Regions from separate parts of the Homo sapiens genome. Here region 2 is linked to region 1. Evidence: chromatin loops called from intact Hi-C (ENCODE). Cell type or tissue: heart left ventricle. All regions are shown on one strand. Each heading gives the region's core, and the rest is flanking DNA. Links, peaks and the distances in the headings are about the cores only.

The links. A loop is a pair of places that touch in the nucleus more often than their neighbours do. Peaks named below come from ENCODE experiments on the same cell type or tissue, not always from the same donor. Only the 100,000 strongest peaks of a DNase experiment are listed, where the experiment ranks them.
Region 2: a loop joins it to region 1, with 12 times the contacts of the local background. A loop is called at or near these places in 25 of 110 quality-filtered maps.

The regions. Positions count from the first base shown.
Region 1 is chr19:11,666,811-11,679,385 of GRCh38, forward strand. It overlaps the pseudogene HNRNPA1P10 and the pseudogene ZNF833P. Among named protein-coding and RNA genes, the nearest start is that of ZNF823, 66 kb to the right of the region's middle. RefSeq lists an enhancer at 7,506-8,063. In heart left ventricle, for the core only: CTCF peaks have their summits at 6,881 (motif pointing right) and 7,094 (motif pointing right); DNase peaks (open chromatin) are centred at 6,901, 7,171 and 10,281; H3K4me3 peaks cover 1,416 bases; H3K27ac peaks cover 315 bases.
Region 2 is chr19:11,778,780-11,791,354 of GRCh38, forward strand. It overlaps ZNF441 (zinc finger protein 441), which reads left to right. Exons shown (of 4, transcript NM_152355.3): 4 at 1,240-5,299. The coding sequence ends at 3,127. Among named protein-coding and RNA genes, the nearest start is that of ZNF491, 13 kb to the right of the region's middle. RefSeq lists a silencer at 2,532-2,732. In heart left ventricle, for the core only: a CTCF peak has its summit at 6,595 (motif pointing left); no DNase peak of the experiment used is centred there.

The DNA of each region.
Region 1 (12,575 bases), core at 2,360-10,359:
CATTCATAGCTGCATCCACCTCCTCCACAGTGGCATACGTGACAAACCCAAAGCCCCTGGAGCGCTTGGTGTTTGGATCTCTCATTACCACACAGTCCGTGAGCGTTCCCCATTGCTCAAAATGGCTCCTCAGGCTCTCATCAGTTGTTTCAAAGCTCAACCCTCCAATGAAGAGCTTCCTCAGCTGTTCGGGCTCTTTAGGAGACTCTGACTTAGACATGACGGCAGGGTGAAGAGAGACTTTAACGATGCTTCTTCGGCGGTGTCCACGGGCAGAAAAGCGAGATTTTTCTAAATGACATAAAAATATGTATTCGTGAAACAGTCTTTTCAAGATAAGGATCCCATCCATCGGACTCAAACATTACCCGCTGGTCCTTGGTAATCTTGCCCCACCCTAGTGCTTCTTCTCTCTCAGCCACCCCTGATGGAATCCTGCAGTTTGTACTGTTCTGTGTCAGGCATCTTTCACTCAGCATAATTGAGCTTCATCCAATAGTTCTTTATTGTACATGAATAATATTCCATCTTCAGAGGAAGCAAAATTTATTTCTCCAGCTGTTGATGGATATTTGGGTTAATTTCAGTTTTTGGCTATTAAGAATTAAACATATGAATATTCACATACCAGTGTTTGTAAGAACATATGATATTTCTTTTTTGTTTGTTTGAGACAGCCTCGCTCTGTCACCAGGCTGAAGTGTAGTGGCGCAATCTTGGCTCACTGCAACCTCCGCCTCCCAGGTTCAAGCCATTCTCCTGCTTCAGCCTTCTGAGTAGTTGGGACTACAGGTGCGTGCCACCACGCCCAGCTAATTTTTGTATTTTTAGTAGAGGTGGAGTTTCACTATGTTGGCCAGGCTGGCCTTGATCTCTTGAACCTCGTGATCCGCCCACCTCAGCCTCCTAAAGTGCTGGGATTACAGGCATGAGCCACTGTGCCCAGCTGATTATTTCTTTAGAAGATTTTATTTTATTCTACCTAGGAATAAAATGGCTGGGTGTTGTGACAGGTGTATGTTTAACTTCTTAGGAAACTTCCAAACTGTTTTCCAAGTGGCTGTTCCATTTTGTATTCCCACCAACGTCATAAGAGTTCCAGTTGCTTCGCATTGTCACCAACATTTGATATAGCCAATCTTACTAATTTTAGACTCCCAAATATGTGTAGTGGTATTAGAATTGTGGCTTAATGCCAGGCACAGTGGCTCACGCCTGTAATCCCAGCACTTTGGGAGGCCAAGGCGGGCGGATCACGAGGTCAGGAGATCGAGACCATCCTGGCTAACACGGTGAAACCCCATCTCTACTAAAAATACAAACAATTAGCCAGGTGTGGTGGTGGGCGCCTGTTGTCCCAGCTACTCCGGAGGCTGAGGCAGGAGAATGGTGTGAACCTGGGAGGCGGAGCTTGCAGTGAGCCGAGATAGTGCCACTGCACTCCAGCCTGGGTGACAGATCGAGACTCCACCTCAAAAAAAAAAAAAATTGTGGCTTAAGTTTGTGTTTACTTAATGAATGATGATGTTGAATGATATTTCATGTTTTTATTTGTCACTGAAAAATATTCTGTGGTCAAGTATTAATGACATTGATTGTTTTCAGATTATTAGTTTTTGAGAGTTCTTTATATATTCTGGATATAATTGCTGCATCAGATTATGGTTTGTATGTATTTTCTCCCATCTACGGCTATTCTTTAAAAATCCTTAGCAGTCTCTAGGCCGGGAGTGGTGGCTCATGCCTGTAATCCCAGCACTTTGGGAGGCCAAGGCGGGCAGATCACTTGAGGTCGGGAGTTCGAGACCAGCCTGACCAACATGGAGAAACCCCATCTCTACTAAAAACACAAAATTAGCCAGGCATGGTGGCACATGCCTGTAATCCCAGCTACTCGGGAGGCTGAGGTAGGAGAATCGCTTGAAGCTGAGAGGCAGAGGTTGCGGTGAGCCGAGATTGCGCCATTGCACTCCAGCCTGGGCAACAAGAGCAAAACTCCGTCTCAAAAAAAAAAAAAAAAAATCCTTAGCAGTCTTATGCCTATAATTCCAGTACTTTGGGAGGCCAAGGCGGGCAGATCACTTGAGGTCAGGAGTTCGAGACCAGCCTGGCCAACATGGTGAAACCCCATCTCTACTAAAAATAGAAAAATTAACCAGGCATGATGGTGTGTGCCTGTACTCCCAGCTACTTGGGAGGCTGTGGTGGGAGAATTACTTGAACCTGGGAGGCGGAGGTTGCAGTGAGCCGAGATCATGACACTGTACTCCAGCCTGGGTGACAGAGCGAGACTCTGTCTCAAAAAAAAAAAAAAAAAAAATTCCTTAACTGTATCCTTCACAAAGCAAATTTTTATTTTAATGAAGTTTAATTTCTCAATTTTTAATGGATTCTGCATCTTTGTCATATGTATGCAATTGTAACGTAACCCAAGGTCAAATAATTTCACCCACATTTTCTTTACATTTTATAGTTTAGATTATACATTCAGTTTTGTGATCCATTTTGAGTTAATGTTTGTATATAGTGCAAGACACAGATCTACAGTCTTTACTTTTTGCATATGCATATTCTATTTTTTAGCATTATTTGTTGAGAAGAGAAATTTTGACTCAATTGTTCACTTTGATTAAAAAAAACTACTGGACCACATGTGTAGAAATGTTACTGGAACATTTATTCTGTTCCATGGATATATTTGTCTACTTGCCAAAGACATTGTCTTGATTAGGATTGCTAAATTTTCTTTGTTTTTTTTTCAGAATTATTTGGCTATTTGTTTGGTTATTTCAGGTACTTTTCACCTTTTTTTTTTTTTTTTTTTTGAGATGGAGTTTCACTCTTGTTGCCCAGGCTGGACAACAACGACAACGCGATCTCGGCTCACCGCAACCTCCGCCTCCCGAGTTCAAGTGATTCTCCTGTCTCAGCATCCCAAGTAGCTGGGATTATAGGCATGCGCCACCATGCCCAGCTAATTTTGTGTTTTTAGTAGAGATGGAGTTTCTCCATGTTGGTCAGGCTGGTTTCAAACTCCCGACCTCAGGTGATCCTCCTGCCTCGGCCTCCCAAAGTGCTTGGGATTACAGGCATGAGCCACCACGCCCGGCCTTCATCATAATTTTATAACTTCATAATACATTGTTCTTTTTCTTTTTCTTTTTTAAAAGATTCAATGATTTTTTTTAAAGCAATAAAAAATAGTAAAAAACCCTTTGTGTTTACTGAAGTGGTTATCATTTCTGGTCCTCTTCTTTCTTTCCGGATTTCCACTTGGCTTCATTTTTCTTTGCACCCATGCAGTTTAGGGATGTCTCTTATGGAGCAAGTATGCTGATTACAAACACTTTCACTATGGCTGAATTAATAATTTATTTTCCCTTCATTTGGAAAGATATTGTTTGCTGGATATAGGATTCTCAGTTGATATACTTGTTCTTTCATTACTTTAAGGTAGTTGTTCTATGGTCTCCTGATCTGCGCTGTTGCTGGTAATAAGTATGTAATGAATCCTATCTTTGGTTCAGTGTAGTTAATGTGTCTTTTTCCTGTTGCCTTAAAGCTATTTTAATTGTTCTTGCTGTGAAGTAGTTTACTGATGATGTGCTTGGTGTAGATTTATATACATATATGCTCATGGTTTGTTGAACTTTTTTGATTTCTGGGTTTATAATTTTCATCCAGTTTGGCAAATGTGAAACCAGTATTTGTTGAAATATTTTTTGTCATGCTCTTTCCTCTGCCAAAGAGTCTTGTTATTTGCATATTATGTCACTTGTAATTTTCCCACTACACAGCTCACTGATTTTCTGTTTTTTGTTGTTGTTGTTTTTTTTGCTGGGTGCTTCATTTGGGATAGTTTCTACTGCTAGGTCACAAGGTTCACTCGTCTTCTTCTCTGCAGTATCTGATTTGCTGTTTATTCCACTCAGTGTAATTTGTTATCCCAGATGTTGTTTTCATGCCTAGTAGCTTGAATCATGTTTTTTTCTTTAGTTTTTAGATTGTTTGGAGGTAAAATATACTAACAGAGAATTTGCCATTTCGATCATTTTTAAAATGTGCCATTTAGTTGTAGTAAATAAATTTACGATGTGGTGTAACCAACGCAGCTATTGATCTCTAGCATTCTCTCATCACTCTAAACAGAAATTGGGTACTCATTAAACACGTCCCCAGTCTCCCTTCCCCCCAGCTCCTGATAATGTCTATCCTACTTTCTCTATGAATTTGGCTATTCTAGGCACCTCATATAACGGGAAGGATACAATATTTGTCCTTGTGCTGGGCATGGTGGTTTATGCCTGTAATCCCAGCACTTTGGGAGGCTGAGGCAGGCAGATCACGAGGTCAGGAGTTCGAGACCAGCCTGACCAACATGGTGAAACCCCGTCTCTACTAAAAATACAAAAATTAGCCAGGTATGGTGGTGTGCACCTGTAATCCCAGCTACTCAGGAGGCTGAGGCAGGAGAATCGCTTGAACCTGGGAGGCAGAGATTGCAGTGAGCCAAGATCACACCACTGCACTCCAGCCTGGATGACAGAGTGAGACTCTGTCTCAAAACAAAACAAAACAAAAAATTTGTCCTTGTGTGTCTGGCTTATTTCACTTAGCATAATGTTTTCCAGGTTCATTCGGGTTGTATCATGTATGAGGAATTCATTGCTTTTTCTGTCTGAATGATACTTCATTGCACGGAGAAACCACACTTTGTGTGTCTACTCTAAACACTTTTCTTTTTTTGTAAAGATTTTAAAAATATATTTAAAAACTAGTTTGAGAGTAATTGAATTAAATCATTGACTGGAAGAGTTGTTTCTACAGTAATATTTTGGCTACTGTGAATTAAGATGGCTATGAAATTGGTATACATGTGTCTGTGTAAGACCCTGCTTTTACTTCTTTTGGGTATATACCTAGAAGTGGAATTGCTGGTGTAAAGAGTAATGGATGTTTCCCTTTTCTTTTTTTCTTTTTTCTTTTTTTTGAGACGGAGTCTTGCTCTGTCACCCAGGCTGGAGTGCAGTGGTGCGATCTTGGCTCACTGCAAGCTCCGCCTCCCGGGTTCACACCATTCTCCTGCTTCAGCTTCCCGAGTAGCTGGGACTACAGGCGCCCGCCACCAGGCCTGGCTAATTTTTTGTATTTTTAGTAGAGACGGGGTTTCACCATGTTAGCCAGGTTGGTCTCGAACTCCTGACCTCATGATCCACCCGCCTCAGCCTCCCAAAGTGCTGGGATTACAGGCATGAGCCGCTGTGCCTGTCCTGTTTTTGTTTTTGTTTTTGAGATGGAGTTTCGTTCTTGCTGCCCAGGCTAGAGTGCAATGGCGTGATCTCGGCTCATGGCAACCTCTGCCTCCCGGGTTCAAGTGATTCTCCTGCCTCAGCCTCCCGAGTAGCTGGGATTACAGGCATGCACCACCACGCCCGGCTAATTTATTTTGTATTTTTAGTAGAGACGGGGTTTCTCCACGTTGGTCTGGTTGGTCTCAAACTCCCGACCTCAGGTGATCCACCCACCTCGGCCTCCCAAAGTGCTGGGATTACAGGGGTGAGCCACCACACCTGACCTTCCTTTTAAATTTTTAAAATGTTTGCTTCATATATTTTGGGCCTCTGTTATTTAGTGCAATTATATTTATAACTGTTATATATTCTGTATGATTTGAGCCTTTTATAGTGCTCTTCTTTGTGTCTTTTAACAGTTTTTGACTTAGTCTATTTTGTGTGACAATTGTATAGCCACCCCTGCTCTCTTTACATTACTATTTGCATGGAATATCTTTTTCTTTCATTCTCTTTCAACTGACTTGGGTATTGAGATCTACAATGAATGTGCTGTAGACAGGATACAATTTGATCATATTTTAAAGATTCATTCTCCCTGCCTCTGTCTTTTGTTTGGCAAGTTTATTCCATTTAATTACCGATAACGAAGGCATTATGTCTGCCATTGTACTATTCGTGTTCTGTATGACTAATAGCTTTGTTTTTCATAAAATACGAGGAATTCCTTATGTTTTCAAAATCAGTGTCTAGTTTCTTGGCTTTTGATTGGAAACTTTTATTAACACTTAAAGGAGGGAGCATAGCCACACTCTGCAGAGGGGACAAGAGGGCAAGTTGAACTCCCAGAGCTGAATCCTTATGTATCTTGCCTCATCACCATGACTTGGTAATGAGGCAGGGACACTCTGGGGACCCATTTCTTTTTCTTATCTTTTTTCTTTTTTGAGACAGAGTTTTGCTCTTTCGCCCAGGCTGGAGTGAAGTGGCACAATCTTGGCTCACTGCAACCTCTGTCCGCTCCCCCCGCCGCCCCACCCCGGGTTCAAGCGATTCTCCTGCCTCAGCCTCCTGAGTAGCTGGGATTACAGGCGCCCACCATCATGCCTGGCTAATTTTTGTATTTTTAGTAGAGACGGGGTTTCACCGTATTGGCAAGGTTTGTCTCGAACTCCTGACCTCAGGTGATCCATCCGCATTGGCCTCCCAAAATGCTGGGATTACAGGTGTGAGCCACCGCACCCGGCCTCTGGGGACCCATTTCAACAGTCTGGCACCCATGGTTGGGAATATGTTTAACCTCTAAATTGGGGTTTTCCTGCTGAACTGCGTCTGAAAGACTGCTTCTCTGAGCTAGCTCATGTTTTTGCTTTTTCTCTCTATTGATTCCTTTATAGAATATTGCTGTCATATAAGTCCAGCTTTTCCGTGAATTTAACAGTTTTATCCTGTTATCGATGTGTTTTTATTTTCTTGAAAATAAGCAGATTGAGACATCAGATGGGAGAAAGGCTTGACTATGTCGCCAGCAGCCTCATGCCAAATTCCTGATTCCTGGAGGACAGAGCCCCCCTCCTGCTCCAAGGCCAGGAGATGGCGCCACTGGACAGTGAGTCTGGGATTCCTAGCACACACTTGTGATTGCTGGTCCAGGAAAAAGAAGCAGGAAGGGCCATTAGTACAATCAGTCAGGAAATTCTGCTTAAGTGCACATTTCTCCCCAGGAGAGTCGGGTCACTGCACTGGGAGGAAGCCCGCCTGCCAAGGGCTGTGTCTGGAACCTGTTCATCGCGCTCCACTCAGCACAGTGAGATCGCCTCTTCTGTTACTCGGTCTCCAGGGGGCGGGACCTGGAGCCGTATCCAATCAGGGCCATGGGGTGGGGTCGTGAGAACTGTGGATCAGGCGCACTGCAGGGAGGTGGGTGCGCGGCATCTTCACCCCTCTAAATGCGGCTCCTACTCTGTAGCTGACAGACACCCACAGACGTGTCTGTAGCATCCTCTGTCACACTGGGACCCGTACTGGCAGCAGGAGCCGTAGGGAGGACTGGGACACCTGGAAGCCAGGAATTGGTGAGTGTGCGGGGCTGAGGGTCCCGAGACTAGGATGGGACTGGTTGGAACCGGCAGGAATAGACCGTGGCGGGACCCGGGCCTCTTCGTAGTTGACTCTGGGTTCTGAGACCCAAGTCCCCCTGGCGCACCTCGGCCCTGGTTCCTCTCAGGCCGCAGGGTGGGGCTGCGACGGCAGCCGAGACCCCTAGCCGTCCGGTCCAGTCCCTGTGCAACTGACTGTGGCCCCAGGCCCAGCGCCCTCTCTGGTCAGCTCCGCGCCCGCTGCCCCAGTCACGCCCGCTGCCTCCGTGTCTCCCCAGATTGTACGGGGGCCACTAGAGGGTCATGGGGGAAATCCTGCCTCGAGTATGGGGTTCGTGTGAGAGGAGCTGTAGGCTGTGGGGTCCCCAGTTCCCTCTTTCTCACCAGGGGCTTTTGTATTTTATCTGAGTTTCCCAAATATACGCGAAGCAGGGTCTCAAATCCGCGACTGTGGTCCCTAGGCTACCTTCTCCTAAGGCTGGCAGCAAATTTGGGATTTCCTGATCCCTTTCCGCATTTTATAACACGGATTTCCTTTAGTTCACAACAGTATCACTTCTTCGTCCTCCAGGCTATGTTTCAAACACAGGCAGTATTTTAATCGTCATTTTTTTAGAGGGCAGTATATGGCCGTTTTAAAAATATTTGTTTTGTGTTTGTGAACGTTTCAGAGAAAAACCACCTGACACTCCGCTGTAAACAATCTTTGTGTCTCTTTTTATCTGCCCTAGGCACAGACACCTTCTGAGAATGTCTTGGGTTGAGATTCCCCTTTGGAAACTTTACAGTGATGCGACCTCAGCCCACCCTCTGCCTTTTCCTGATCCTGGGTTTCAGGACTACCTGGGGCTGGCCCAAGATGCCTACAGCTGCCAAGTCTCTTGGGAAAGTCTAGTGAATATCAGCCCCTAGGTCGTTCCTCCCAAAGAGCCTGAGGTGTGGCGGTGAGGCCTCCCCAGGGAGCAGCTGGATGCTATGGGGTGGGACCAGTCTCCTATATCATTATTGTAAAAAACTAATCCCTTGGGACACGCCTTTTCTTCTCCAACCCGTTTCCATTCCTTGGGGACACATGGCTAGTCAGCCAATCAAATTCTGGTATGGAGGAAACCAAATTATTTCTGTCCTGTAATCCTAGCACTTTGGGAGGCCAAGGTGGGTGGATCACCTGAGGTCAGGAGTTCAAGACCAGCCTGGCCAACATGGTGAAACCCCGACTCTACTAAAAATCCAAAAATTAGCTGGGCGTGGTGGTGCACCCTTGTAATCTCAGCTACTCGTGAGGCTGAGGCAGAATTGCTAGAACCCGGGAGGTGGAGGTTGCAGTGAGCTGAGATTGCGCCACTGCACTCCAGCCTGGGCGACAGGGCAAGACTCCGTCTCAAAAAAAAAAAAAAAAAAAGAAGAAATGATTTCTGTCCTCTGGATTCTCTCAGTCTAGTGAAAGAAGAAAACCACCCCCAATGAGTTGTTGCAAGGACCTGAAAAGCACACAGTTGAGTGTCTTCTGGGAGGGTGGTCACTGAGCACTTCAGGGAGCAGCTTGGAGGTGGGGGGATGTCCCAAGTGATAGGATGATGTGACCTGACACTTGAGTCAGACACTTGAGTGTTTCAGGTCAGCACTGCCCCTCCCTGGGTTTATCACCTTGAAAAAATTGGTTTACTCATTTCAGCTTCAGGTTTTTTTTTTTTTTTTTGAGACGGAGTTTCACTGTTGTTGCCCAGGCTGGAGTGCAATGACGCGATCTCGGTTTGCCGCAACCTCCGCCTCCCAGGTTCAAGTAATTCTTCTGCCTCAGTCTCCCAGGTAGCTGGGATTACAGGCATGTGCCACAATGCCCACCTAATTTTGTATGTTTAGTAGAGATGGGGTTTCACCATGTTGGTCAGGCTGGTCTCGAACTCCCGACCTCAGGTGATCTGCCCACCTCAGCCTCCCAAAGTGCTGGGATTACAGGCGTGAGCCACCATGCCCAGCCATCAGCTTCAGTTTTTTTTTTTTTTTTCTTTTAGGATTGCTTTTATGAGCTAGGCATATTTGTATGGGAAGGGGGAATTTTTTTTTCTTTTTTTAGTATTTATTTATCATTCTTGGGTGTTTCTCGGAGAGGGGGATTTGGCAGGGTCATAGGACAATAGTGGAGGGAAGGTCGGCAGATAAACAGTTGTGAACAAGGGTCTCTGGTTTTCCTAGGCAGAGGATCCTGCGGCCTTCTGCAGTGTTTGTGTTCCTGGGTACTTGAGATTGGGGAGTGGTGATGACTCTTAACGAGCATGCTGCCTTGAAGCATCTGTTTAACAAAGCGCATCTTGCACTGCCCTTAATCCATTTAAACCTGAGTGGACACAGCACATGTTTCAGAGAGCACGGGGTTGGGGGTAAGGTTATAGATAACAGCATCCCAAGGCAGAAGAATTTTTCTTAGTATAGAACAAAATGGAGTCTCCTATGTCTACTACTATCTACACAGACACAGTAACAATCTTATCTTTCTTTTCCCCACATTTCCCCCTTTTCTATTCGACAAAACTGCCATCGTCATCATGGCCCGTTCTCAGTGAGCTGTTGGGTACACCTCCCAGACGGGGTGGAGGCCAGGCGGAGGCGCCCCCCCACCTCCCAGACGGGGCGGCTGGCCAGGCGGGGGCTGCCCCCCACCTCCCTTCCTCCTGGACAGGGCAGCTGGCTGGTCGGGGGCTGCCCCCCACCTCCCTCCCGGACGGGGCAGCTGCCGGGCGGAGACCCTCCTCACTTCCCAGACGGGGCAGCTGCCAGGCAGAGGGGCTCCTCACTTTCCCAGACAGGGCAGCTGCTGGGCGGAGGGGCTCCTCACTTCTCAGACGGGGTGGCCAGGCAGAGACGCTCGTCACCTCCCAGACGGGGTGGTGTTCAGGCAGAGACACTCCTCAGTTCCCAGACGGGGTCACGGCCGGGTAGAGGCGCTCCTCACATCCTAGACAGGGCAGTGGGGCAGAGGCGCTCCCCACATCTCAGACGATGGGCGGCAAGGCAGAGACGCTCCTCACTTCCTAGATGGGATGGCGCCGGGAAGAGGCGCTCCTCACTTCCCAGACTGGGCGGCAGGGCAGAGGCGCTCCTCACATCCCAGACCATGGGCGGCCAGGCAGAGACACTCCTCACTTCCTAGATGGGATGGTGGCCGGGAAGAGGCGCTCCTCACTTCCCAGACTGGGCAGCCGGGCAGAGGGGCTCCTCGCATCCCAGATGATGGGCGGCCAGGCAGAGACGCTCCTCACTTCCCAGACGGGGTGGCGGCCGGGCAGAGGCTGCAATCTCGGCACTTTGGGAGGCCAAGGCAGGCGGCTGGGAGGTGGAGGTTGTAGCAAGCCCAGGTCACGCCACTGCACTCCAGCCTGGGCAAGATTGAGCACTGCGTGAGCGAGACTCCGTCTGCAATCCCGGCACCTCGGGAGGCCAAGGCGGGCAGATCACTCGCGGTCAGGAGCTGGAGACCAGCCCAGCCAACACGGCGAAACCCCGTCTCCACCAAAAAATACAAAAACCAGTCAGGCGTGGTGGCGCACGCCTGCAATCCCAGGCACTCGGCAGTCTGAGGCAGGAGAATGAGGCAGGGAGGTTGCAGTGAGCCGAGATGGCGGCAGTACAGTCCAGCCTCGGCTCGGCATCAGAGGGAGACCATGGAAAGTGGGAGACGAGGGAGAGGCTCAGCATCAGAGGGAGACCGTGGAAAGTGGGAGACGAGGGAGAGCAGCTTCAGTTTTTTAATAACTGTAAAATGCACTATATTATTAGAGATGGATGGAGAAGTTAAAGTATTTCCAAACATGCCAGAAGAAGGTAGGTTTTGGTAGGTTTTAGGAAAAAAAAAGTCTAGTCTTGTATTCCCTTATAAAAATTCTTATTTTTCTTCCCAGAGCCTGGGTAGTAAGTTTCTCAGCTCCTTTTTCTATTGGGTGATTTCAAATGGAATTCTAGGCCTTAGCATGAAAATACTACCAGGGAAAAGAAATAGGGAAAAAAACCTCTCTTCCATTTTGGTTACAGAAAAAATGAGTTGTTTTCAAAAGAAAGTGTGGTGGATTATACTGGTGAATTACAAAGATGTTCCATAACCTCAGTTCTTCTCCTTCTCAGGTTGAAGAATTTGTGACCGTGGATAAGTTCGTTTCCTGTTATGTGAACTTGGCAGATTAATGCTAAATCCTGTGGGACAGCATTTAGCAACACCTAAAAAAGTACTCAATTATGATTTTTTGTGTACTAAATGATTATGGAAATACTAATTCTGTGTGGAAAGAACACACTCAAAGGGCTTTTTCTATTCTTTCAATAACAACAATCAACACAGAAGACTTTTGTGACCAAAAGCGTGGGTTTTCTCCCTACCAAAAGGCAAGCAGTGTATCCTGCAGTGGACAGCAACTGGGTCTCTTCCAATTCAGTTTTGACATTCTCTACCCTGGAGATAGTTTCAGAGCCCATAGGTTGATGGCTCAGTCCCCACATCCCTCCCTCCCTGCCTGCCACTCCCTACCATTCAGGTATCAGTGGTAAGTCTGGACCAATTATAACCCACAGGTTTCAAGTTGGAGTTCTTGTGCTCTCTTTGGGTTTAACTTGCTATTGTGGCTTGCAGAACTCAGGGAAACACTTACTCATCTTCACAGTCTTCTTTCATTTCTTTTTTTGTAGAGATGGAGTCTCTCTATGTTGCCCAGGCTGAACTCCTGGCCTCAAGTGATCTTCCCATCTTGGTCTCCCAAAGTGCTGGGATTACAGGTGTGAGCCACCATACCTAACTCTCAGGTTTCTTTCTTTTTATTTTTTTTTTTTGAGACAAGAGTCTCACACTCTGTGGCCCATGCTGGAGTGCAGTGGTGCGATCTCAGCTCGCTGTAACCTCCACTGCCCGGATTCAAGCTATTCTCCTGCCTTGGCCTCCCGAGTAGCTGGGATTATAGGTGCACACCACCACGCCTGGCTAATTTTTGTATTTTTAGTAGAGACGGGGCTTCACCATGTTGGCCAGGCTGGTCACGAGCTCCTGACCTCAAGTGATCCACCCACCTTGGCCCCCCAAAGTGCTGGGATTACAGGCACGAGCCACTGCACCCAGCCAAGGATATTTTAAAGGATACAAATAAACATCCAGGTGAAGAGATACATAGGGTGAGGTCTAGAAGGGTCTTGAGCACAGTAG
Region 2 (12,575 bases), core at 1,825-9,824, 110 kb after region 1:
GAAAATTAACAAGCCCACCTTAAATTTATTTATTCTTAGAAAATTTTCTTCAAAAACATATACTTAAATGTGACATGGCTATGGCTATTCAGTGCCTGCAAAATAGTTCCCTTGGAAACAGTATTAAGAATTCCCATATGAATGTCACTATCTTCAAAACAGCTGGGGTTGAGTTACCTTGTACATCATTCTGTCCATTCATGTTCAAAGAGGGCATGAGACCTACACTTTGCATGATAATGTTAGAAATGTAAATCCAGGCCAGGTGCGATAGCTCACACCTGTAATCCCAACTATTTGGGAAGCTGAGGCAGGAAGACTGCTTGAGCCCAGGTGTTCAATCAGCCTGGGCAACGTGGCAAGACGCCCTTTCTACAAAAAATACAAAAATTAGCTAGGCATGGTGGCCTGTGCTTGTGGTTTCAGTTACTTGGGAGGCTGAGACAGGAAGGTTGCTTGAGCCCAGGAGGTCAAAGCCGCAGTAAGCCCTGTTCACATTACTATACTCCAGCCTGGGCAACAGAGCAAAACCCAGTTTCAAAAAAAAAAAAAAAAAAAGAAAAAGAAAAAGAAAGGCTGGGTATGGTGGCTCACCCTTGTAATCCCAGCACTACAAGAGGTCAAGGTGGGCAGATTGCTTGAGCTCAGGAGTTCAAGACTAGCCTGGGCAACATGGTGAAACCTCGTCTCTATAAAAAATACAAAAATCTAATCTCAGCATTTTGGGAGGCTGAGGTGGGCAGATCACGAGGTCAGGAGATCGAGACCATCCTGGCTAACATGGTGAAACCCCGTCTCTACTAAAAATACAAAAAATTAGCCAGGTGTGGTGGCAGGCGCCTGTGGTCCCAGCTACTTGGGAGGCTGAGGCAGGAGAATGGTGTGAACCCGGGGGAGGTAGAGCTTGCAGTGAGCCGAGATTGCGCCACTGCACTCCAGCCTGGGCAACAGAGCGAGACTCCGTCTCAAAAAAAAAAAAAAATCAGCCATGTGTGGTGGCTTATGCCTGTAGACCCAGCTATTTGAGAGGCTGGGGTGGGAGGATGGTTTGAGTCCGGGAGGTGGAGGTTGCAGTGAGCTGAGATCACACCACTACACTCCAGCCTGGGCAACAGAGCGAGAACCTGTCTCAGAAAAAAAAAAGAAAAGAAAGAAAGAAAAGAAATGTAAATCCAATACTTATTAATACAAAATCATTTATAAACAAACCTTTACTAATGTACTTCTTATTTTTTACAGATGTCATATGGTAGAGAGAGCCTGTGAAATTAAAGATAATAGTCAATGTGGAGGACCCTTTACCCAGACTCAAGACAGTATTGTGAACGAGAAAATACCTGGAGTAGATCCATGGGAAAGCAGTGAGTGTACAGACGTCCTCATGGGTCGTTCATCTCTTAATTGCTACGTTAGAGTTGACAGTGAACACAAACCATGTGAGTATCAAGAATATGGAGAGAAGCCATATACACATACACAATGTGGGACAGCTTTCAGTTATCAGCCCTGCTTTCAAATACATGAAAGACCTCAGCATGGAAAGAAACTCTATGATTGTAAGGAATGTGCAAGCTTCAGTTCTCTTGAAAACCTTCAAAGACACATGGCAGCACACCATGGAGATGGACCTCGTATATGTAAGTTGTGTGGAAACGCCTTTATTTGGCCTAGTTTATTTCATATGCTTAGAAGAACTCACACTGAAGAGAAACCATATGAATATGAGCAGTGTTCTACAGCGTTTCCTGCTTATAGTTCCACTCTAAGACATGAAAGAACACACAGTGGAGAGAAACCCTATCAATGTAAACAATGTGGGAAAGCCTTCAGTTGTTCCTGTTACACTCAACTATATGAAAGGACTCACACTGGAGAACAATCCTATGAATGTAAGCAATGTGGGAAAGCATTTTATCATCTTGGAAGCTTTCAAAGACACATGATAGTGCACACTGGAGATGGGCCTCATAAATGTAAGATATGTGGAAAAGGCTTTCTTTCTCCCAGTTCAGTTCGAAGACATAAAAGAACTCACACTGGAGAGAAACCGTATGAATGTAAGTATTGTGGGAAAGCATTCTCTGATTGCACAGGTTTTCGAAGACACATGATAACGCACACTGGAGATGGACCTCATAAATGCAAGGTATGTGGGAAAGCCTTTGATTCTCCCAGTTTATGTCGAAGGCATGAAACAACTCATACTGGGGAGAAACCCTATAAATGTGAATGTGGGAAAGCCTTTAGTGATTTCTATTACTTTCGAAATCATGAAACTACTCACACTGGAGAGAAGCCATATAAATGTAAACAATGTGGAAAAGCCTTCATTTGTTGCACTTACCTTCAAATACATGAAAGAATTCACACTGGGGAGAGACCCTATAAATGTAAACAATGCGGAAAAGCCTTCAGGTCTTCCAATTACATTCGAGTACATGAAAAGACTCACACTGGAGAAAAGCCCTATGAATGTAAGCAGTGTGGAAAAGCACTTTCTCATCTGAAAAGCTTTCAGAGACACATGATAATGCACACTGGAGATGGACCTCATAAATGTAAGATATGTGGGAAAAGCTTTGATTCTCCCAGTTCATTTCGAAGACATGAAAGAATTCACACTGGGGAGAGACCCTATAAGTGTAAACTATGTGGGAAAGGCTTCAGGTCTTCCAGTTACATTCAACTACATGAAAGGACTCACACTGGAGAGAAACCCTATGGTTGTCAGCAATGTGGGAAAGCATTATCTGATCTCTCAAGCTTTCGAAGACACATGATAACACATACTGGAAATGGACCTCATAAATGTAAGATATGTGGGAAAGGCTTTGATTATCCCAGTTCAGTGCAAAGACATGAAAGAACTCACACTGGAGAGAAACCCTATGAATGCAAGGAATGTGGTAAAGCCTTCAGTCATTCAAGTTACTTACGAATACACGAAAGAGTTCATACTGGAGAGAAGCCGTATAAATGTAAGGAATGTGGGAAACCATTCCATTGTCCCAGTGCCTTTCATAAACATGAAAGGACCCACAGTATGGAGAAACCCTATAAGTGTAAAGAATGTGGGGAAGCATTTCATTGTATCAGTTCCTTTCATAAACATGAAATGACTCACTAGAGAAAACCCCTATGAGTGTTGAACATGTGAGAAAGCCTTAAGTACTTTCAGCTTCTTACAAATACATAAGAGACTCACACTGAAAAAAGTTGTATGAATATAAAAATGTACTAAAACCTTCCATTTTTTTCAGTACCTTTTGAAAACATGACCAAACTCATACTTCAAAAATATATATATAATGAATGTGAGGAATATGAAAAAACTTTCTTTGTCTAGCAAACTTTCAAAGGTGGTTATTATAACATACTAGCAATGGACCTTACTACTGTAAGGAATGTAGAAATGCATTTACTAGTCCTAATTCATTTCAGTTACATGAAAGATTTCAAACTGCAGAGAACCACTATGAATGTAAACAATGTGGTAAAGCATTTAGTAGCTTCAGTTTCTTTTGAATACAGTCTTCTCTAGTTTCTGAGGTGAATTGATTCCAGCACCCTCAGGAATACCTATATTCAGAGATATTCAAGTCCCTGATATTAAAAACAGCATATTTGCATATAATCTAGGCACATTTTTCTGTATATCTTAAATCATTTCTAGATTACTTATAATACACAATGCATTGTAAATTCTGTATAAGTTGCTTTTGTATTATTTAGGGAATCATGACAAGAAAAAAGTCTACATGTTCAGTACAAATACAACTGTCATTCATTGTCCTAAGTACGTGTACATGTCAGCAACAATGTCAGGATCTGTGGAGTTTGCGAGTATAAGATCTTTAAGTGTTGAAGGTTTCATCTCCATAATTGCAGCTGCTTTAGCTACAAATATTATAGGAAGCTGTTCCTTCTTTTTCTTTACATCACCAAACCTTCCAGTGGTTATAGGCATTTTGTTATCCTTCAAGTGACCTGGAGCCTTTGTTGCATGACAGGATTGTACCTGAAGATCACATTCTTTAACAATTGGACCTACTGAATCTGTAAAACTACTAGAAGAAAACATATTGAAAATACTTCAGGACATTGGTTTAGGCAAAGATTTTATGGCTAATACCTCAAAGCACAGACAACAAAGATAAAAATAGACAAATGAGACTATCTTACACTAAAAAGTAGCTGTGCAAAGTAAAGGGAACAACAAGAGTGCAGAGAAAACCTGTTGAATATGAGAGAATATTTGCAAACTATGCGACAAGGGACTAATATCCAAATATACAAGGAACTCAAACATCTCAACAGCAAAAAATATAAATAATCCCATTAAAGTGGGAAAAGGATGTGAACAGACAGTTCTCAAAAGAAGACATGCAAATGGCCAAAAAGTATATGGAAATATGTTCAACATCACTAATGATTAGGAAAATGCAAATTGAAACCACAATGAGATACTCTACTTAGAATTGTTCTTACTAAAAAAGATAAAAAACAACAAATGCTGATGAGGATGTGGAGAAAAGAAAACTTTCACTGTTGGTGAAAGTATAAATTAGAACAACTACTGTGGAAAACAGTATGTAGATTTCTCAAAAACCTAAAAATAGAACCACCACATGATCCAGCAAACCAAGTATAACCACAGGAAAAGAAATCAGTATATCAAAGAGATACTTGCACTTGCATATTTATCACAGCACTATTCATGATAACAAAGATATGGAATTAACCTAAGCATCCATCAGTGGACACAGGGATAAAGAAAATGTTTATGTACACAGTGGAATACTATTTGGCCATAAAAAAGAGTAAAATGTTATTGCTAACAACATGGATGGAACTTGAGGTCATTATGGTAAGTGAAATAAGCCAGGCACAGAAAGACAAATACCACATGTTCTCACTTATATGTGGGAGGTGAAAAACTTCACCTCATGGAGATAGGGAATAGAATAAGTTATCCGGGGCTGAGAAGGGGAAATGAAGAGAAATTGGTGAATATGTACAAATTTCCATTTAGATCAAAGGAATAAGTTCTGATGTTAGAAAGCATACTAGAGTGAACTATAGTTAGCAAAAATATATTGCATATTTCAAAGTAGTTGGAAGAGAGGACTTGAAATGTTACCAACACATAGAAGTGGTAAATACTCAAGATCATGGATACCCCAAATACGCTGACTTGACCATTACACATTCTATGCATGCAAGAAATGCTCATGTGTACCTTATATATATGTAAAATATGTATCAATAAAAGAAAATATATAAGATAGTTTTAAAATAACACTATTGTCAGGTGTCTGTGGGCTGAGGAACAGCCTAAGGTGTAAACTTAAGTTCTTCTCAGGTCTTTTCTTAGTTGCACCTGTCCCTGGGCATGTGTGGTAACTGTCTAATTTTCTCTGCATGTATGGTTATTTTTGCACAACCTAATCTTCAGTGGCTCTCAAAAGGAGAGGAATAAAAGCATTAAGGGAAAAATAAAAGGCACCAGCCTGGAAGTCACTTCAGATGGAGGGGAAGGGCCTTCAAAAAATGGAGAGAGATGCAGCAGCAACAGTCACCACCACTTCTTTGTCTGTAACTCTGTGATCAGAAGCAACAATTATCAAGCAGTGCGCAGATCCCCAATATTTGGAAGACAGGTCCTTTTTGTCCACCCTGGCCCCCCAAAACTGCATGCAGACTGCTGTTAGAACTTATGCATAGCTACCTGTCATGGAGCTGAGGAGGGGGAATGAGTCAGGGCTGCTGACTCAACTAAGAGTTGAAATTGACCGAAATTAACCCAATTTTATTAGCCAATTATTTCCCTGGAAGCTGCAAGCTTTTAATAGTATCCGCAGTTTCAAAATAGCTACATGAGTTGGATTCTGCCAATGCAAATCCAGGTGGGGGATACAGATTCTTCATGCTTTTTATTCTGCCATCTTCCTTGAATCCTCTGACCTGACTTTTTATACTAATACATTACTTCAGGTCCCATCCCACATGTCACCTCCTCAGCAAGTCTTTCTGTCACCTCAGTTACTCCTTTCCATATATACATTTTTTTTAATACACTTTTCAGAGTCAGGGAAATCCGATTAGGTTCACAGACTTTACTGCTTTCTTAACAACCTATGAAAAGTCAAATCATATAAATGAACCAAACTGAATAGTGTCACTGTTACTTTTATGAAGTGTTATCCCGTAGATTTAAAAAAAAAGAAAGAAAGCCGGGCGCGGTGGCTCACGCCTGTAATCCCAGCACTTTGGGAGGACGAGGAGGGTGGATCACCTGAGGTCAGAAGTTCAAGACCAGCCTGGTCAACATGGTGAAATCCCGTCTCTACTAAATATACAAAAATTAGCCGGGCGTGGTGGCAGGCGCCTGTAATCCCAGCTACTCGGGAGGCTGAGGCAGGAGAATCGCTTGAACCCGGGAGGCAGCGGTTGCAGTGAGCCGAGATCGCACCATTGCGCTCCAGCCTGGGCAACAAGAGCGAAACTTCGTCTCAAAAGAAAAAAAAAACTGCTTTGCACCGATTTGCAGAAAAAGAGACAACGAACTCCCTCTCGTGGTGAGGATGGCATTAACATCCACACATAACTCCTTTAGGGTGTGGATTTCTGAATTGTGCTGAGATCTCCAGAATTTACAGCAAGTGATGGTCAGTTTAAAATATTCTGTGCCTTCAATGAAGAAGTAGTGTAGCAGGTTAGGGAGAAGAGAAGCAAATAAAATGGATGAGGTCCTCACTTAGTATATCACAATCTCTCCTGGAAGACTATTTATTTATTTATTTTTTTGAGACGGAGTCTCGCTTTGTCACCCAGGCTGGAGTGCAGTGGCGTGATCTCGGGTCACTGCAAGCTCCGCCTCCCGGGTTCACACCATTCTCCTGCCTCAGCCTCCCGAGTAGCTGGGACTACAGGCGCCCGCCACCACGCCCAGCTAATTTTTTGTATTTTTAGTAGAGACGGGGTTTCACCGTGTTAGCCAGGATGGTCTCGATCTCCTGACCTCGTGATCCACCCGCCTCGGCCTCCCAAAGTGCTTGGATTACAGGCATGAGCCACCGCGCCCGGCTCTGGAAGACAATTTCAAATGAATAAATCAAGGAACATGAGAGAGCCACAAGGGAGTTCAACCTGAGTCCAGTTAGACTCCTTGAAAGGGAAAGCTATTTACAGAATACTTCGGATTTAGCTGCGGAAATGATTTGATGGGTCAGTGGTGGTGGAGTGAGGTTGAGACCATTTAAAATAGGTGACGTAAACATGTGAAACCTCAGACACAGAGCCCTTGGTGTTAACCATGATCTGTTGAAAGTCAGAAGAATGAAGCAGAGGGAATTGTTGGAAGCTCACATTTGATTAGCTTTTTTACATATAACATGTGTTGACAAGGCCGGGAGCGGTGGCTCACGCCTGTAATCCCAGCACTTTGGGAGGACGAGGAGGGTGGATCACCTGAGGTCAGGAGATCGAGACCATCCTGGCTAACACGGCGAGACCTCGTCTCTACTAAAAATACAAAAAATTAGCTGGGCGTGTTGGCGGGCGCCTGTAGTCCCAGCTACTCGGGAGGCTGAGGCAGGAGAATGGTATGAACCCAGGAGGTGGAGCCTGCAGTGAGCCGAGATGGCGCCACTGCACTCCAGCCTGGACAACAGTGCGAGACTCCATCTCGACAACAACAACAACAAAAAACAATGTGTTGACGTAGAAATTATTTATTGATGTATTTTTCTCAAACTAATAATTATTTTGAAGGGTTTTTTTTCCACCATGTAAACATAACCAACTCCCAGGAGCTTCCATGTGTATATGCTTAAATGTATAATATGTGTAAAAGTTCTATCAGACTTAAATCATCCATTTATCACACTTTAAACACCTATGAATGACCAGCCTGGGCAACATACCAAGACCTAATTTCTACCAAAAAAATTTTCTTTCTAATGATCCAGGCATAGTGACATGTACCTGTAGTCCTAGCTACTCCAGAGGATGAGGTGGGAGGATTGCTTGAGCCTAGGAGGTTGAGGCTGCAATGATCCGTGATGGCATCACTGCACTCCAGCCTGGGTGACACAGTGAGACCCTGTCTCAAATAGAAGAAAATGTCAAATAAGATGAATGTGATTGCTTAAACTCTTCCACACAGAAGAATTTATCAAGATGGTCTTCAGAGGTATATCATGAGGAAGCAGTACAGTGCAATGAGGAAAAAACAACAAAAAACAAGTGAAGGGGGCAGAAGACCTCAATTCTACTCTTTACTCTCTCTAGATGTGAAACAACCTTGGGCAAGTCACTGCGCCTCTTTGAGCCTGTTATTTCATCTGTAAGAAGCTGAGATAATTAATATATCATAGATAATGTAGTGTTCTCAGTAGAAACTGAAACAGCACTCTGAGATCAAACTCATTAATATTCCTACAACAAAATGAGTAAATACTTGAAACAGAACAAAACAGCCAATAAATAGCCTCTTATTTCTTGATGTCAGGTTCATGCCTACCTTACAAAATAGAGTTGTCAGAGCTTTTTGGTTCGTAGAACTGAAGAAAAGGGACTGTAGACTCATGGAAGTGTCTAATGTCAGAAAGCCAGATATGTCAAAGATGAATTTCTGAAATTAAAACATTTTATTTGGGAAGAAATACTTGTAATTCAGGGCATACACACAGACCAAGTGGTCTTTGGTATGTCTTAAAAACAGAGAACATTGGAGGTTTCATGAAAAGGAGAAGTGTTACATATGGTTCTTCAAGAAAGTTCATTGGCACTAGTAAGGTTTTTGGGAGTTGGAAAGTTCTGATCGGGAAATGATGGCAATGAGTAAAACTATTCTTAGAGCCACAGCAAGTTGTTTCAGTAACTATTAGATAAAACCGGTTTCAGGATACAACTGGCTGTTTCAGCAGCTTGGCAGAGAATGACATGCTTGGAGCATTGGTACGTGCCCTGAGTGCTTTTCCCCCTTGGCCTGTTGACTCTTATAGTTGAGTTTGGCAAGAATGACCCAATTTATGTGATCAACATTCAGTTTGCTAATTCACAACAAAACAATTTTCTGCCACTCCATGACTAATGTTTTTAAATAGCCCTCAGCCTTTGGCTTGAACTTACCAAAGGACTTTTCAAACTAAACCATGTCCACTCTTTTTTTTTTTTTTTTTTTTTTGAGACAGTCTCGCTCTGTCGCCCAGGCTGGAGTGCAGTTGTGCAATCATGATTCACTGAAGCCTTGACCTCCTAGGCTCAGGTGATCCTCCTGCCTCAGCCTCCTGAGTAGCTGAGACCACAGGTGCATGCCACCATGCCCAACTAATTTCTATAGAGACAAAGTTTTGCAGTGTTGCCCAGGCTGGTCTCAGACTGCTGGGCTCAAGCAATCCACCTACCTCAGCCTCTCAAAGTGCTAGGATTACAGGCATGAGCCAAACATTTAAAGAACTAATACCAATCCTACTCAAATTATTCTGAAAAATAGAGGAGGAGGCCAGGTGCGCTGGCTCACACCTGTAATCCCAGCCCTTTGGGAGGCCGAGGCAGGCAGATCACGAGGACACGAGTTCGAGACCAGCCTGACCAACATGGTGAAACCCCGTCTCTACTAAAAATACAAAAATTAGCCAGGTGCGGTGGCACGTGCCTGTAATCCCAGCTACTCAGGAGGCTGAGGCAGGAGAATCGCTTGAACCTGAGAGGCAGTGGTTGCAGTGAGCTGAGATCACACCACTGCACTCCAGCCTGGGAGAAAGAGCAATACTCCACCTCAAGAAAAAAAAAATAGAGGAGGAAGGAATACTTTCAAACTCATTCTGAGTCCAGTATTACCCAGATACCAAAACCAGGCAAAGACACATTAAGAAAACTATAGGTCAATATCCCTGATGAATATTCATGCAAACATCCTCAACAAAATACTAGCAACCGAATTCAACAACACATCAAAAAGATAATTTATCATGACCAAGTGGGATTTATCCCAGGGATGCAAGGATAGTATGTGATACATCATATTGACAGAATGAAGGACAAAAACTATATGATCATTTTAATAATGCTGAAAATGCATTTGATGAAATTTGACATCCCTTTATGATAAAAAAAACCTTCAAAAAAACCGAGTATAAAAAGAATATACCTCAACATAATAAAAAGTCATATATGACAGACCCACAACTAGTATACTGAATGGAGAAAAACAGCCTTTCCTCTAAAATCTGGAACAGGACAAAGATGCCCACTGTCACCACTGTTATTCAACTTGGTACTTGAAGTCCTAGTTAGAGCAATCAGATAAGAGAAAGAAATAAAGGGCATCCAAACTGGAAAGGAAGAAGTCAAATTATCCTTCTTTGCAGATCACATGATCTTATATTTGGGGAAAACCTAAAGACTTCACAAAAAAACTACTAGAACCAATAAATTCAGTAAAGTTGCAGGATACGAAATCAACATATAAAAATCAGTAGCATTTCTTTCAGAACAAGGATCACTGGGAGAAAAAAAATAAAAATTAAAAAGCCAAAAATGAATAGCATTTCTATATGCTAACAGTAAACAATCTGAAAAAGAAATCAAGAAAGTCCTCTTTACAATAGCTACAAATAAAATACCTAGGAATTAATTTAACCTAAGAAATAAGTGAAAGATCTCTACAATGAAAACCATAAACCATTGATGCAAGAAATTGAAAAGGACAAAAAATGGAAAGATATTCCATGTTCATGGATTGGAAGAATAAATATTGTTAAAATGTGCCTACTACCCAAAGCAACCTACAGATTAAATACAATTCCTATCAAAATACCAAGGACATTCTTCACAGAAATAGAAAAAATAATCCTGAAATTTATATGGAACCACAAAAGACCTGGAATAGCCAAAGCTATCCTGATCAAAAAGAACAAAACTGGAGAATCACATTACTTGACCTCAGATTATACTACAGAGCTATAGTAACCAGAACAGCATGGTCCTGGCATAAAAACAGATACATAGACCACTGGAACAGAATAGAGAACCTAGAAATAAATCTATACATTTACAGTGAACTCATTTTTGACAAAAGTGCCAAGAATGTACATTGGGGAAAGGACAGTCTCTTTAGTAAATGGTGCTGGGAAAACTGAATGTTCATATGCAGGAAAAAGAACCTAGACCCCTATCTCTCATCATATACAAAAATCAAATCAAAATGATTAAAGGTTTAAACCCAAGACCTCAAGCATGAAACTACTGAAATAAAACATTGAGGAACGTCTCCAGGACATTGGAGTAGGCAAAGATTTCTTAGGTAATACCCCACAAGCATAGGCAATGAAAGCAAAAATGAACAAATGGGATCACATCAAGTTAAAAAAGAAACAACATAGTAAAGGAAACTGTCAACAAAGAGACAACCCATAGAATAGGAGAAAACACTTGCAAACTATCTATCTGACAATAGATTAATATCCAGGATATATAAGGAGTTCAAATAACTCTATAGAAAAAAATGTAATAATCTGATTTTAAAATGGGCAAAAGATCTGCATAGACATTTCTTAAAATAAGACATACAAATGGCAAACAGACATATAAAAAAGTGCTCAACGTCACTGATCATCAGAGAAATGCAAATCAAAACTACAATGAGATATCATCTTACCTCAATTAAAATAGCTTTTACCCAAAAGACAGGCAATAACAAATGCTGTGAGGATGTAGAGAAAAAGGAACCCTTGTACACTGTTAGTGGGAATGTAAATTAGTACAACCACTATGGACAACAGTTTGGAAGATTCTCATAAAACTGAAAATAGAGCTACCATACAATTCAGCAATCCCACAGCTGGGTGGGATTGGAAATCAATATATCAAAGAGAAGGAAAGGAAATCAGTATATCAAAGAGATATTTTCACTCCCATATTTATTTATTACAATAGCAAACATATGGAATCAACCTAAGTGTCCATCGATGATGATTGGATAAAGAAAATGTGTTATATATACACAATAGAATACTATTCAGCTATAAAAATAATGAAATTATGTCATTTGCAACAACATGGATGTAACTGAAGGTCATTATGTTAAGTGAAATAAGCCAAGTGCAGAAAGACAAACTTCACATGTTCTCACTTATTTGTGGGAGCTAAAAATTGCAACAATTGAACTCATAGAGATAGAGAGTAGAAGGATGATTATCAAAGGCTGAGAAGGGTAGAGGGGGTGGGGAATGGGAATGGTTAATGGATATAAAAAAAAGAGAAAGAATGAATAAGACCTAGTATTTGTTAGCACAACAGGCTGACTATAGTAAAAAATAATTTAGTTGTACATTTTAAAATAACTAAAAGAGTATAATTGGATTGTTTGTAACACAAAGGGTAAATACTTGAGGTGATGACCCCATTTACCCTGATGTGATTATTATGCACTGCATGCCTCTTTCAAAATATCTCATGTAACCCATAAATATATACACTTACTATGTACCCACAAAATTAAAAATAAAAAAGGAAGTAAAAAAATGTAAATTTTATTCATATAAGTTTATGTAAGGCCAAGGCACAGT